Linked DNA regions of Homo sapiens: regions 2, 3 and 4 are each linked to region 1. A link is a contact called in ENCODE Hi-C or POLR2A ChIA-PET data. All regions are on one chromosome and are shown on one strand. The core of a region is the stretch at or near the end of the contact, and the rest is flanking DNA. Distances in the headings are between cores, read along the strand shown.

Region 1 (3,267 bases), core at 168-2,667:
CTCCTGGTCCACAATTCTCTGACCCATGTGCCTCATCTCCTTTGCCTCTTCTGAGTTCCCAGTGCTCGCTTCCGTTGCCTCTTCTGAGTTCCCATTGTGCTTTATATCTTTTGTTTGTTTTTTGACAGAGTCTTGCTCTGTTGCCCTGGCTGGAGTGCAGTGGCACGATCTCAGCTCACTGCAACCTCTGCCTCCCGGGTTCAAGCAATTCTCCTTCCTCAGTCTCCTGAGTAGCTGGGATTACAGGAGTGCGCCGCCACGCCCGACTAATTTTTGTATTTTTAGTAGAGACGGGGGTTTCACCATGTTGGTCAGGCCGGTCTCGAACTCCTGACCTCAGGTGGTCCACCTGCCTCGGCCTCCCAAAGTGCTGGGATTACATGCGTGAGCCATCGCGCCCTGCCTGTGCTTTCTATCTTCACACACTTCTATAGCACAGTGCTTATCACACTGAATTACAGATTTGTATCTACCTCCTCCTCATTGTAAAAAGAAACGGTGGGGTTTTTATTATTCCTATTATTTTTGTAGACTTGGGTTCTCACTATGTTGCCTCCTGCCTGCGCCTCCCACAGTGCTGGGATTACAGACGTGAGCCAACATGCCTGGCCAAAAACTGTATTTTACTCTCATTTTGGGATTTTAAGTGCCTAGTAAACAGCAGGATTTAGCACATCGTTGAAGATCTTTGAACTGGAAGGATTGGCTACAGCAGACACTATTGTGTCAGGTGGCTGAAGGGAGTCCTGATAGAAGTGGGTCGTGTGGGAAAGGTGGGCAGGCAGAAAGGATACAGATGAGGCTCTGGGTGCTGTTGAACATGGAGACTCCTGAGAGGAAACCGGCCAGCTCCACTGCAAAGAGGCCCAGGGTGACAGAGAGCGCGGCCACCAGCCTGCAGAGAGGAAGTGGACTGGCCCAGGCCTTTGGACTTATTCTAAGACCCCTCCACTCCCACCACCTCTTCGTTCTGGCCACCCCGTCCCAAGAGCTCACTGAATGTCCTGCTTGTCATACTCCTCGGGGGTGAACGTGAGAGGCAGGCAGGCCTGTATGTTGCTGTCCTGGGAGCAGGGCACAGGAAGAGAAGTGAAAAAGGGGCAGGCTGCAGGGCAGGCCTGGGGGCGGCGGGAAACAAGAAAACCCAAGAGGGTAAGACACTGGGAGGGGGCAGGGTAGGACTAGGACCACTCAGAGATGGGAATGGGGACGGATTGAGTGCAGCCGTGGGTCTTACCCGGGACCAGAATAAGGTGATGACGACCACCAGATGCGCCAGGAGCGTCAGGAAGCGAGAGGGCACAAGCCCTGAGACCCGGCCCATGGCCCTCGGGGACAAGGGCGGCGGTCTCTGAGGCTGGAAGTTCAGAGACAGCGACTCCTGAAGTCTCCCCGCAAGCCGACAAATCTAGACGAACGCCTCCTTCCCGCCCGCTCAGGCACCGCCCAGTTGCCTTGGTAACCGTGTACGCGGGCTCGGCGCCGCGTTCTCGGAAATCCTCGCGAGCAGTACATTCTCCGGCTGCTGCGGGTCTCTCAGGGCCAGCGAAGGTCAGGGGTACCCGAAGGCGCTTCTAACCTAACGGCTGGGTACCCGCGCGCAGCCAGGCCCTTTGTTCCTCAGAGGGTGCGAGGTGGCACAGCCCCGCAGCGCCCGATCTGCCCACGCAGGGCGGATGAACGGAAACCCACCCTGGCCTAGCTTGGGGACACCAATGCTTCTGCTGTTGCCCACGCCGGGAGCGGCCCCCAGCCCCAGCTACGCTGCCCAGTTGTGGATCACTTGAGACCGCTGCCACCACCACGCCGGGCTGAGTTCCCCGCCATGCCGAAGACTCAGACCCGCTCCCCTTCCCCTCCTCTGCATGCCTTTAGCTTCCCACCAAGCTGGGCCTGAGAAACAAGGGACCCGAACCTGGAGAGGCCGGTGTTCCTGGACTGCTCTGCAGTCACAGATTGTCACGGAGCCCCTGGTTGTCTGAGGACCCCAGGCCTGAACCTTCCTTGAGGAAGACTGATTTCTTTCAGACTACTTTGCTCAGTTTGGTGAGGGATTTGCAGAGTGCAAAAAATGGCCAGCGTCCTTAAACTAGCATGGGGATAAGAGCAGAGCAAGGTGGCTGGAAAGAGTGGGAGTGGACGAAGGGAATGGGACAGTCCCTGCGTCTCTGGGAGGCTTGGAGCCGGCTGGAAGGGAAACTCAACTCAGATTTCTTTGTCCCTTGGAGGTGCTGGGCCTCCGACATTGCCCAGCTACAGTCCAAGAAGCTCTTATCATCGGCGACCTCATGACCTTTGGGCCTCAGCGCAGGTCCCTGCAGATCTGAAAGTTCTTTAATTGCTGAGTCAAGTCCCATCCTCAAGGAACCTCCCGGCCCATCTCCCAGGAGAACAATCTCTTCCTACTCCCCACTCCCCATCTCAGTGCTTTTAGCCAGCCTAAACTACAAGCCCAAGAGGCATTTCTCATTCCTTCAACAAATATTTGTATATGTTTATTGATTACCTAGTAAGGGTATTCTAGTCAGGGAGATCAACAACAGACATGCAAACAAATAAATCCGTAAGATAATAGGCGCTACAAACAGGGAAAAGCGGGCTGTGCACTGTGGCTCACACCTGTAATCCCAGCGCTTTAGGAGGCCTAGGAGGGCGGATCACCTGAGGTCAGGAGCTCGAGACCAGACTGACCAACATGCTGAAACCCTGTCTCCACTAAAAATACAAAATTAGCCGGGCGTGGTGGCGCGTGCCTGTAATCCCAGCTATTCGGGAGGCTGAGGCATGGGAATCGCTTGAACCCAGGAGGTGGAGGTTGCAGTGAGCCGAGATCGCGCCATTGCACTCCAGCCTCTGCAACAAGAGCGCAACTCCGTCTCCAAAAAAAAAAGAAACGCTAGAATTATAATTCTATAAAAATAGGGCATTTATAATTCTATTAAAATAGAGCATTTATTTTGTTTTATTTTATTTATTTACTTTTTCTGAGACGGAGTCTCGCTCTGTCTCCCAGGCTGGAGTGCAGTGGCGCAATTTCGGCTCACTGCAAGCTCGGCCTCCCGGGTTCACGCCATTCTCCCGTCTCAGCCTCCTGAGTAGCTGGGACTACAGGCGCTCGCCACCATGCCCGGCTAATTTTTTGTGTTTTTAGGAGAGACGGAGTTTCACTGTGTTAGCCAGGATGGTCTCGATCTCCTGCCCTCGTGATCCGCCAGCCTCGGCCTTGCAAAGTGCTGGGATTACAGGCATGAGCCACCGCGCCCAGCC
Region 2 (3,107 bases), core at 434-2,933, 570 kb after region 1:
GACTGAAGTGAGAGAGGATGTCTTGGAATGGACTCTGGTGCCTGGTCCTTCAACCATCCCCTGCCTGGACCTTCAGTGCAAGGACAAGGATGGAGGGGTGGGGTGGGTGGAGGGACTAAAACTCTGTCTCATTCATCACTGTATTTCCCAAGTGTTTAGTCCTAACTGTAGCACCTTCATTCATTCATCCATGCATTCATTTACTGAATAAACTGTATGTCCTAGGTACTGGAAAAGAAATAGGAAACAGCCATCTAGAGGGAGCAGAGACTGATAGGTAAATGGAAAATTACAAACAGAGACAGGTGGGGGACATAAAGGACGCCTAGGGACATGCCAGGCAATGTTGGAGCACTAAGGATGCTTTTTAACTCAGGGCGAGGAGTCAGCAGAAGCAAGGAGGAGGAGTGCAGTTTGCCCACCTGCGGACTATGGATCCCCTGGCCACTGCGGCCGCCCACACCCCTTCAAACCTGGATGAACTGCTCAGACTTCTGGATGTGAGCCTTCAGTTGGGCTTCCTTAACGCCCAGTTCCTCCCAGCGCAGGTTCAGGGTTTCCATTCTGCGCTGAAACATCTTTGGGGTGGGGGTGGGAGAGCAGAGAGGTCAGGAGGGCTCCTGACATGAGTACCAAGGAAGACCCCAGCATCCCTGCCCCAGAGGCTCCATCCCCAGGCCCAAGAGGGTCCATAGGAGCCTCCCACTTTCTACCCCATGCCTGGCCCAGAGCAGAGCATCCCTGGACAGTGGTACCCCCAAGACCCAGATCCTTTCTGTTCTCCCCAAAGAGACCAGATCACCATAGAGGACTCCTGGCTCTAGCCACCCCACTCAGACAATGGAGGGCTGTCCACAGGCTCTCCCAGAGCCCCAGCCCACCCCCTTCCTTTCCTGCCCCTCTGCACTCCATCCCTGAGTCCCCACCTTCTTCTTCTGCACCATAGTTTGATGCATGATTTCTGTCTCCTTTTTCTTCTCCAGTAGCCAGATGGATGGGGACTCCGACGCCCCCTCAACATTGGGGAGTTTCCTGTCCAAGATGTGAACGCGAGAGGGCTGTGTGTTCTGACATGGGGTAGGCTGGGGCTGGGAGTAACCCGTGGAGACAGATACCCATGGGGAAGCAGAGGGGCCTCTCTCCCTTTCCGAGGGAAAGGGCTGTTGTGTTGAGAAGCATAGAGGGCCATGCAGGAGTGAGCAGGGGGAGGGTGACGGGGTGGAGACCAGCGTGATGAGGTGGACTGGTGCCAAGGTTATTTGGGGCACTGGGTTACAGGAGAGGAGGGGACAGACGGTTGGAAGATGAGGTATGGGGTGGGTGTGAGTGGTCCCAGGCACAGAGGGGTGGGCAAGCCAGGCCTCAGACACTCACTGGAGCATCTGCAGCAGCCGCTCCCCATACTGCAGCCGGAAGTACTCGGCCAGGTCTTCCTCTTCCATGATGCCCAGACTCATGGTGGCAGTGACCTCACGGCCCAGGCAGCTGACTCTTCACAGTGAAATTGTGGGTAGCAGAGCCACAGGTGGCTCAGGGGTGGTGGCTGCACTCTTGTTTCTCCCTTCGGCCTACAGGGTCCCACAGATGATGGAGTTTGAGACTCCACAGAAGGTGGCTGGAGACAGGTTGGGCGGCTCAGGACGATGTGCTGGGGCAGTTATGGGAGATGTGGTTACCTAGCAACAGGCTGCCTGGTTCTGTGGCCGGCACGTGGAGTCCAGGCGCTGCCCTCTGCCCCCTGCCCCCTGCCCCCATTGGTCCTCCCCTTGCTGGGGTCCTGCTCTCTGCTCCTGCCCTTTGCCCTCAGGAACTTCTGGGAAGGCATTAGGCCTGGTTAGATGCTGGTTGCCATGGAGCCCAGGGCCAGAGGCAGTTTCTGGTGAGTGTGGCTGAGAAGGGGCATCGGGTGGAGGAGCGGCCTTGTGCGGGCGCCCTGCTCTTAGGGCCTCCCTGGGGTTCAGGTGTGGGTGAGGGTGAGGGAGGGGCCGGGCCTTGGTGAAGAAGAGCAGAGAAAGAAAGGAGGTGCTTAGCGGCGGCAGGGGTGGAGTCGCGAGGAGGCGCGAGGTTAGAAACCAGGCGGCGGGCCCAGCACGCGGTGGGGCCGGGTGGGGAAGGGGGGACGGGCGGGGGGTGCGCGGGGACAGGCACAGGAGGAGGGCCCAGGCCAGGCCCCTCAGAAGAAGAGACTCGGGGCCTGCGCCAGTTTTTTGTTTTGTTTTGGTTTTGGTTTTGGTTTTGGTTTTTTTTTGAGACGGAGTCTCGCTCTGTCGCCCAGGCTGGAGTGCAATGGCGGGATCTCAGCTCACTGCAACCTCTGCCTCCCGGGTTCAAGCGATTCTCTTGCCTCAGCCTCTCGAGTAGCTGGGACTACAAGCGCCTGCCACAACACCCGGCTAATTTTTGTACTTTTGGTAGAGATGGGGTTTCTCCATGTTGGCTAGGCTGGTCTCGAACTCCTGACCTCAGGTGATCCACCCGCCTCCGCCTCCCAAAGTGCCGGGATTACAGGCATGAGCCACCGCGCCCGGCCCTGCGCGTTTTTGTTTGCATAAACTTAAAACGGGAAGAAATGTCAAAACACGGTAACGGAAATGACCCTATTTAAAATGTTGACTCCGTGGTGGCCGCCTTCCTTGATCCCGTCAGGCTGCGTGCATTAACTCATCTGGCTGGAGGTCGGACGTCTTCGCGTGGGACGGCGGGTGTGCGGAGGGCGCCCTGGGGTCTCCGGCTGGACTCTGGCCGGGACCTTGAGCTCGCTCCCGCCAGGCGCAGGCTCCCTCTTCTCTCTGCCTCCCTCCCTCCCACGCCCGCTACTGCCGCCACGCCCGCCACACCGCCCGTTCCGCTTCTCTCTGTCTGGGAGGGGGAGCGGGGTGGGGTGCGTGGGTTGTGGTGGGCTAGGGGTCTCGGGCGGGGGCGTGTCCCGAGCGCGGCCAGTCCGCCCCGCCGCATTGCCGGTCGTCTGGCGCCCCCTGCTGGCCGTCTGCCGCGCCCTCCATCCCGGCCCACCCCAGCCCTGCTCCCCTCCCACGCTCCGCCGGAGCCTCCCCTCCAGAGCGGACCATCACACACACCTGTCGCTTCCACCTAGTCCGGTGGGCTCA
Region 3 (3,346 bases), core at 826-3,325, 560 kb before region 1:
CCGTCTCTACTAAAAATACAAAAAAATAGCCGGGCATGGTGGTGGGCACCTGTAGTCCCAGCTACTCGGGAGGCTGAGGCAGGAGAATGGCGCGAACCAGGGAGGCGGAGCTTGCAGTGAGCCAAGATCGCACCACTGCACTCCAAGCCTGGGCAACAGGGCGAGACTCCATCTCAAAAAAAAAAAAAAAAAAAAAAAAAATGACTACAATGCACTTAGCAACTGAAGTACAGGCAGAAACCACCCAAGAGAAATTACAAGACCCTCTGCAGTTATAGAAAAATATGACTTAGAGAAGGAGTCAAAGAAAGACATTTCCAAGGGCATGAGAAACTAGAGAGGACTACAGTGGGGGAAAAAGGCCTGAGGGGAACTGAAGGAAAGGGGGAAGGGGGATCCACTCTTAACAAGTGATGCCATGGGAAGGTATCTCTTCCCCAGCTCCCCAGGGTGAAATCAAAGAATGAGACAGAAATCAGGAGAGTCTCTAGGACAATTCCAGGCATCAAATCCAAGAGGTTCAGAATACCAACAGTCACACAAAGAAAAACTCTTGGGAGGCAAGAAAGGGCTCTCTCTGGCTTAATCTAAATGGGAAAAAAATGTCCTAGAAAATAGATTCAGAGCAGATAAGGAAGGTGGTATTATAAGGAGTTCTAAGGAACCAAATCCTGGGCAAAGGGGGAGGTGAAATAAGGAAGGGTCTTTGAAAGATGATCCCGTCTTCCAAAAAAGGTTGTCAGATTCCCGAACTGGGATAGTTGGCCAAGAGTCTTCAAGAAGTGGAAATCTTAAGATAAACAGAAGGGAACCTCATAAGCTTCCTTTCAGAGATCCTTTTAGAGATTATGACTATGAAGCTTACATGCCTCAAGACGAAGAAACTATATGAATGACCTGAAGGTATCTGAGGTCTAAGTGAGACCTCAAATCCATTCCTGAGTAGAATGGTAGAGCAGTGGGTCTTGAGATCAAGGTGTGGTGGGGAGAGAGACTTGCGAAAGATGCCACCTTATGGCTGGCTGGGAAGCAACTTGACTGATCCAACCCAGGGTTCCTGAGGTCAAAGATGCCAAACGTCGTAAATGGATCTGACCATTTCTCCTTGGCTTGGGAACCGGAATATAAGATGAAAGTGGGGTGAGTGTTCCAGAGCCAGTAGGCAGAGGCCTCTCTGAGGAAGATGAAAGGATCTTTTACGGGACAGAGGGCCTTCCCAAAGGGACCGTGTGGAAGAAAGACAATTCTCCATGTGCTTGGATCGTGGGGAAGATGTGATTAAGGTCTAAGGTATGTCTTCCACCAGACAACGGACACAGTCAATTAGAAGCTGGGTAAAGGGGTCTCTCCTGCGGAGCGGGGAGCGCCAAGCCAGGGACAATAATGGCCTGAAGTTCATTCTCCCGGAGATGGGGGTAGAAGCAGGTGCAGGTGCCTTAGAGGGGTCAAAAATAAGAGGAACAGGGTTCACTCTAAGCGGTCTCCCAGGGAAGGCTGCGGGTTGGAGCAAGGGTCCAAGATTCTAAGGGCCAGGACTCAGCTCCAGAAGCTCGATCCCGCCCCACGCGTTCCTGCTCCGGCCAGGGGAGGGGGCTAAGGACCGGCGTCCCCAGTCGGCGCGCCGTCTCACCTTGTAGAAGGCCCCGTTGGAGCCGCGCACCTCGACGGGCAGTCCCGGCTCCACATCCCCCCCAGAGGCCAGGCCGCCCATGGCGCCGCCACCGCCTCCGACTCCCCCGGCGGCGGCTGCAGCAGCAGTCTGAGTGCGGGCCGGGCCAGGCCCCCGGCGTCTCCCCGGAGGAGGAGCCGGAGGGGGAGCCGCGGGGGGCGGGAGCCGGGCCGGCCCCACGGCGGCCCTGCCACAGCCAACGAGCAGGGGGCCGGGGCCGGGCCGCTCCCCGTCCGCCGCCGCCGCCTTGGTCTCCGCCACCGTGAGGGAAACGGCCGCCGCCGCCGCTGCCTTCGTCACCTCAGCTTCCGCCCGCCGCCGCCCCCGCTGCTGCCTCAGTCCCGGGACCCGCTGCTGCCGCTGCCGCTCCACAGCCTCCACCTCCCCCTGCCACCGCCGCCTACTGCGCAGGCGCACCGGGCACCCGCCCGCTGCGCGCGGGGCCCCGAGGGCCACCGCGCAGGCGTCAAGGTTAGAGCCCCAGCTAGCGCCAGCTAGCGCATCGGGGCTTCCACATTCCCTTTCACTCTCTCACTCCCCCTCCTGGTCGCTTGCTAGCGCTTGCGCAGAACAAGATTAGCCTTCTTTCTTCACCGCTCCACCGCCCAGCCACCCCGTCTCTTCCTTTCCCCGCCCCACAACACTGAGAACCAACCAATCAGGGGGAGGGAGGGGCCGGGCTCGCTCAGTCCGATTGGGCGGCGTCCGCACAGTCACACAGCGCTCAGGCCACACCCACTCCGCCGCCGCTGGCCCCACCGGGCTTGGACAAGTTAGGGATGGGCATGCGCCTGAACGACTGCTTGGTCACTTTCCCCACCTTTGTCTTTCTTGGTGCGCACGCTCCAAAAAGAAAAAAAAAAGAAGAGGAGTCGCCGCAAGGAAAAAGGTGCTTGGTGCGCACGCGCTGAGCTTTACCCTCTTCGCGTATGCATCGCCGATATTTTAAGAATCTGTAACTCTCTACTGTAGTAGATTTAACAGTCATGGCTCTTACCTTGAAGAGATTGTGATACAATGAAAGTTTTGGCCGGGCGCGGTGGCTCACGCCTGTAATCCCAGCGCTCTGGGAGGCCGAGGCAGGTGGATCACCTGAGGTCCTCGGATCACCTGAGGTCAGGGGTTCGAGACCAGCGTGGCCAAAATGGTGAAACCCACCCCCCCCCCCACCCCGCATCTAATAAAATACAAAAATTAGCCGGGCGTGGTGACACGCGCCTGTAATCCCAGATACTCGGGAGGCTGAGGCAGGAGACTACCTTGAACCTGGGAGGCAGAAGTTGCAGTGAGCCAAGATCGCACCATTGCACTCCAGCCTGGGCGACAGAGCAAGACTCAGTCTCAAAAAAAAAAAAAAAAGAAAGAAAGAATAGAAAGAAAGCTTTAAGAATAGTTTCAGACGGGCGCTGTGGCTCACTCCTGTAATCCCAGCACTTTAGGAGGCTCAGGCGGTGGATCACTTGAGCCCAAAAGTTTGACACCAGCCTCAACAGGGCGAAACCCTGTTTCTACTAAAAATACAAAAATTAGGACGGGCGCGGTGGCTCAGGCCTGTAATCCCAGCACTTTGGGAGGCCGAGATCACGGGCGGGCGGATCACGAGGTCAGGAGATGGAGACCATTCTGGCCAACATGGTGAAACCTCGTCTCTACTAAAATACAAAAAATTAGCCGTGG
Region 4 (3,352 bases), core at 100-2,599, 870 kb before region 1:
TAGAGACGGGGGTTTCACTACGTTGGCCAGGCTGGTCTTGAACTCCTGACCTTGTGATCCGCCCGCCTCGGCCTCCCAAAGTGCTGGGATTACAGGCGTGAGCCACCGCTCCCGGCCTACCACTATTTTATTTTATTTATGTATTATTTATTTATGTTTTTGAGACTTGAGTTTCGCTCTTGTTACCCAGGCTGGAGTGCAATGGCGCAATCTCGGCTCACGGCAACCTCCACAGGAGAAGCGATTCTCCTGTCCCAGCCTCCCGAGTAGCTGGGATTACAGGCATGCGCCGCCACGCCCGGCTAATTTTGTATTTTTAGTAGAGACGGGGTTTCTCCATGTTGGTCAGGCTGGTCTCGAACTCCCGACCTCAGGTGATCCGCCCGCCTCGGCCTCCCAGAGTGCTGAGATTACAGGTGTCAGCCACCGCGCCCGGCCCACCACTCATTTTTATAGACAATTTTTTCTAAGGGACCTCGTAGACAATACTTTGGGGAACCGCAGAGCACAGTTGGGGAAAACACAGTAATACCATCTAAGTTTCTTTACTGAGGACCTCAGAGCCGAATGGCCTCTATGGATGCCATAGAGACCAATACGGACTGAGGGTTTAAAGAAGATGGTGTCCGCCGCAGGACCGCTCTATCTTCTCGGGTGAACTCTATGGCAGAGCATAGGCATTCGATTTAGAGAAGTGAAGCCGAGATGGGTGGGAACCCGACCACACTAGCGCGCTAGAAGAGTGGGGCGGAAAGACATCTCCCGCGCATGTGTGGAACTGGGGGGACTGATTCCAAGACAAGGCGCCCACCCCACAGAGCAAGTTTTCTGAAACGTGTGAGTCGTTTAAGTCCAGTTAAAGCCGAGGTGGGGCGTATCCTGAGACGCATGCGTTCTAGACGAGACAAGTGATCTAGCGGCGTGGTCTTTTCAACGCCTGGCGTACTGACGGCGTCTGAGGTGGAAGGGGTTGTTTAGGATTCCGAACACGCATGCGTTCTGAGACCCAGGCGTTTCCTTTAGAGGGTGTGGAGTGCAGGGCTCCTTATTGCGCAGGCGCAAGGACTGCCCGGTAGGACGAGCGGTCTATCAAGGGGAGGGAAGATGAGGTTGAAGAGATTAAAAAACCGGGTGCGCCTGCGCGTTGCAGATTAGTTGAAAACGCTCAGGGTTTGTGAGGGGCGGGGTCACGTATGCGCGTCATTGGACGGGTCGGTGGGAGGGAGGGTGGAGATGGGTAGGGTGTGTGCGCTTGCGCAGTGCGGGGGTGGAGGGCGGAGGAGATAGATAGCACGCTTGCGCGGCTGTCATAGGGCTGCTTGGTTGGTCAGTGGGGAGTCGGCGCCTGCGTACTAAGACCCGTGTGCAGCAGCGGCGGCGGCGGTAGAGGCGGCGGCGGCGGCGGCAGCGGGCTCGGAGGCAGCGGTTGGGCTCGCGGCGAGCGGACGGGGTCGAGTCAGTGCGTTCGCGCGAGGTGAGAGCGGGCAGGGCGCGTGTGCGCGGTACCTTGGCTTGGGCCCGGGAGAAGATGGAACTGCGCGGGGGTCGGGGAGGGGGCAGAGGGGAGCGGCGGCCGCCGCCGCACGGGTTCGGCCAGAGAGCGGCGCGAGGTGAGGAGAGGCGCGGGCGCGCGCCCCGGTTGGCGCGCGGGGTGACGGTTGGGGTTGGCCCGGTGACGTTGGAGCGACGCAGGGCGGGGGACGGCGAGCCGCGAGGCAGCCACGCGGGAGAGGCCGCCAGGCGGCCACGCCGGGGCGAGGGCCAGGGGCCAGATCGGCCCACCGGGGCAAGGGTACCTGGGCCGTTGAGGACCCGGCTCAGCGCGGCCACGTGAGGTGGGGGAGGGGGCTATTCGGTGAGAGGGCATGATGGGGGGGGTTGGCGGACGGCCGGGGGGAGGGGAGGCGGCGTGGCTCCGGCCTGGCGCAGTCTCTGAGGAGGGGGCGGCCGCGGCACCGGAAGTGCCCCCCACGGGAGGCTGCCCTCGGGGTCGCAGGCCGCATGGCCAAGCGTGGACCGGGGCCGCATGGCAGCGCGGGGACCCCTCCCCCCAGGTCCCGGCCACCGGAAGCCCGGAACGGCCACATGGTCGGCAGGAGCCGGCAGCCCCTAGCGCGGGGAGCTAGTCCTCGCGGGGGTTCCGAGGGGGCCTGAGATTTTGAGGAGTGGAAGCCGGAGGCTCGGGTCCTAATCACCCCGGAGGGCCTGCTGCAGGCATATGTTAGCGCTTCCCAACCTCAAGGGCCCCAGGAGCTTTCCTGAAAAACCCTCCTGTGAAGTGTGGCGGTCAGCCAGGTGTAAGTGGCACCCCTTCGAGCTGGGAGGCCGGAGAAATGGGGAAACAGGGCGTTTGGACAGGAGCCCAACTTTTCTGTCGGCCTGGGTGGACAGCGCCTAAAAGCCTCAGGCAGATGAGTTTCCCACCGTGATAGGCGTTCTTCACCTTGTCACTGTCTTCCTGTTGTAACTGGTTTGGGAGTTCCACGGTTTCGAAGTCCTTAACTCTACTAGCCTAGTATGATTTTCTACTACTCACTACTACCAACCTTTTGCTTTCATTTTATTGTCATTCACCACCCCCCACCTCTCCCACTTTCTACTGACTGTACTGGCCCGGCCTGAAAAGCCGACAGGACAGATGCATCCTGGGAAAAGTGGGAGGGCCTTCCAGGAGAGGCTGGGTTCCTGGGTTCTCTTTGGGAACCAAGATCGAGGTGTTTGGCAGGGGGATCATTTCGGAAACAACTTTGCTTTCTCCCCCTTGGCTTGTTGCAAGTGCATGTTGGCGAGGCGGGAATCCCCCAAAGAGGCCTTGTGGTTTCCTGTAGCAGTGACTGGTTTGTGTGTGGATGGGGGGGGGCAGTGTAACAGATGGGTGGGGCCTTGTCCTCCGGTCTCCACCCTCCCCCCCCCCAATTAGCCCTGCCCTTTTGCTGGATCATAGCTGCTCACCTAATTATAGCCCTGGCTATATGTGGGGAAGAGGGGTGGTTGGTTTCAGTGGCAAGTAACACCTGAGTCCTCCCCACTCCCAGGAAGTAGGCCTTTTCTCATCTCTGAGATTTGACATTCCAGCTCCCTAGAGCCTTCCTTTCCCAAGCCACCACTTTAGCTTTGATTTATGGGGGAGAAACCAGCTATTCCACCCTCCCATACACACACCAGTTCTTGAGTATATTTGAGCCCAGTCAGTATTTTAAGTTCAGGAACTTTGACTTTATTTTAGGTGGGTAATGGAATAAAGAGTTGGGAAAATGTTTCTGGAGAGAAATGGGATAGATTGGAGGTCCTGTTGACCTCCATGCTTATTCACTTCAGTTCTCTTCTTGGCTCTAGTTGGAATCGAAGCCTC

The links. A loop is a pair of places that touch in the nucleus more often than their neighbours do. ChIA-PET counts read pairs that join two places held with the same protein, here RNA polymerase II (POLR2A). Pooled maps may share reads with other maps.
Region 2: a pooled map shows a loop between it and region 1 (7-fold over the local background). The contact joins the promoter of CCDC42 here to the promoter of TMEM107 in region 1. A Hi-C loop is called at or near these places in 7 of 50 pooled maps.
Region 3: a loop to region 1 is called in a pooled map, with 9 times the contacts of the local background. The contact joins the promoter of FXR2 here to the promoter of TMEM107 in region 1. A Hi-C loop is called at or near these places in 6 of 50 pooled maps. POLR2A ChIA-PET finds 5 or more read pairs at or near these places in 4 of 52 experiments (GM12878, HepG2, Panc1 and 1 more).
Region 4: a pooled map shows a loop between it and region 1 (7-fold over the local background). The contact joins the promoter of EIF5A here to the promoter of TMEM107 in region 1. A Hi-C loop is called at or near these places in 6 of 50 pooled maps. POLR2A ChIA-PET finds 5 or more read pairs at or near these places in 2 of 52 experiments (T-cell and activated CD8-positive, alpha-beta T cell).

Annotation. Positions count from the first base shown.
Region 1 is chr17:8,174,963-8,178,229 of GRCh38, forward strand. TMEM107 (transmembrane protein 107) reads right to left here and starts at 1,418. Exons shown (of 5, transcript NM_183065.4): 1 at 1,238-1,418; 2 at 997-1,064; 3 at 795-895. The coding sequence starts at 1,324. The region is part of intron 2 of LOC105371520 (a long non-coding RNA gene); the gene reads left to right. RefSeq lists enhancers at 806-855, 906-965, 957-1,568, 996-1,045, 1,206-1,295 and 3 more.
Region 2 is chr17:8,743,153-8,746,259 of GRCh38, forward strand. CCDC42 (coiled-coil domain containing 42) reads right to left here and starts at 1,684. Exons shown (of 7, transcript NM_144681.3): 1 at 1,375-1,684; 2 at 927-1,032; 3 at 474-578. The coding sequence starts at 1,457. It overlaps LOC105371529 (a long non-coding RNA gene), which reads left to right and starts at 1,774. Exons shown (of 3, transcript XR_934217.4): 1 at 1,774-1,879. RefSeq lists enhancers at 2,117-2,336, 2,397-2,506 and a silencer at 2,727-2,996.
Region 3 is chr17:7,612,822-7,616,167 of GRCh38, forward strand. FXR2 (FMR1 autosomal homolog 2) reads right to left here and starts at 2,076. Exons shown (of 17, transcript NM_004860.4): 1 at 1,631-2,076. The coding sequence starts at 1,711. It also overlaps a transcript of SHBG not described here. RefSeq lists silencers at 1,631-2,160, 2,271-2,320.
Region 4 is chr17:7,306,279-7,309,630 of GRCh38, forward strand. It overlaps EIF5A (eukaryotic translation initiation factor 5A), which reads left to right and starts at 1,350. Exons shown (of 6, transcript NM_001970.5): 1 at 1,350-1,474; 2 at 3,337-3,352. RefSeq lists enhancers at 1-475, 347-646, 476-1,286, 2,517-2,806 and silencers at 1,197-1,306, 1,667-1,836, 1,927-2,046.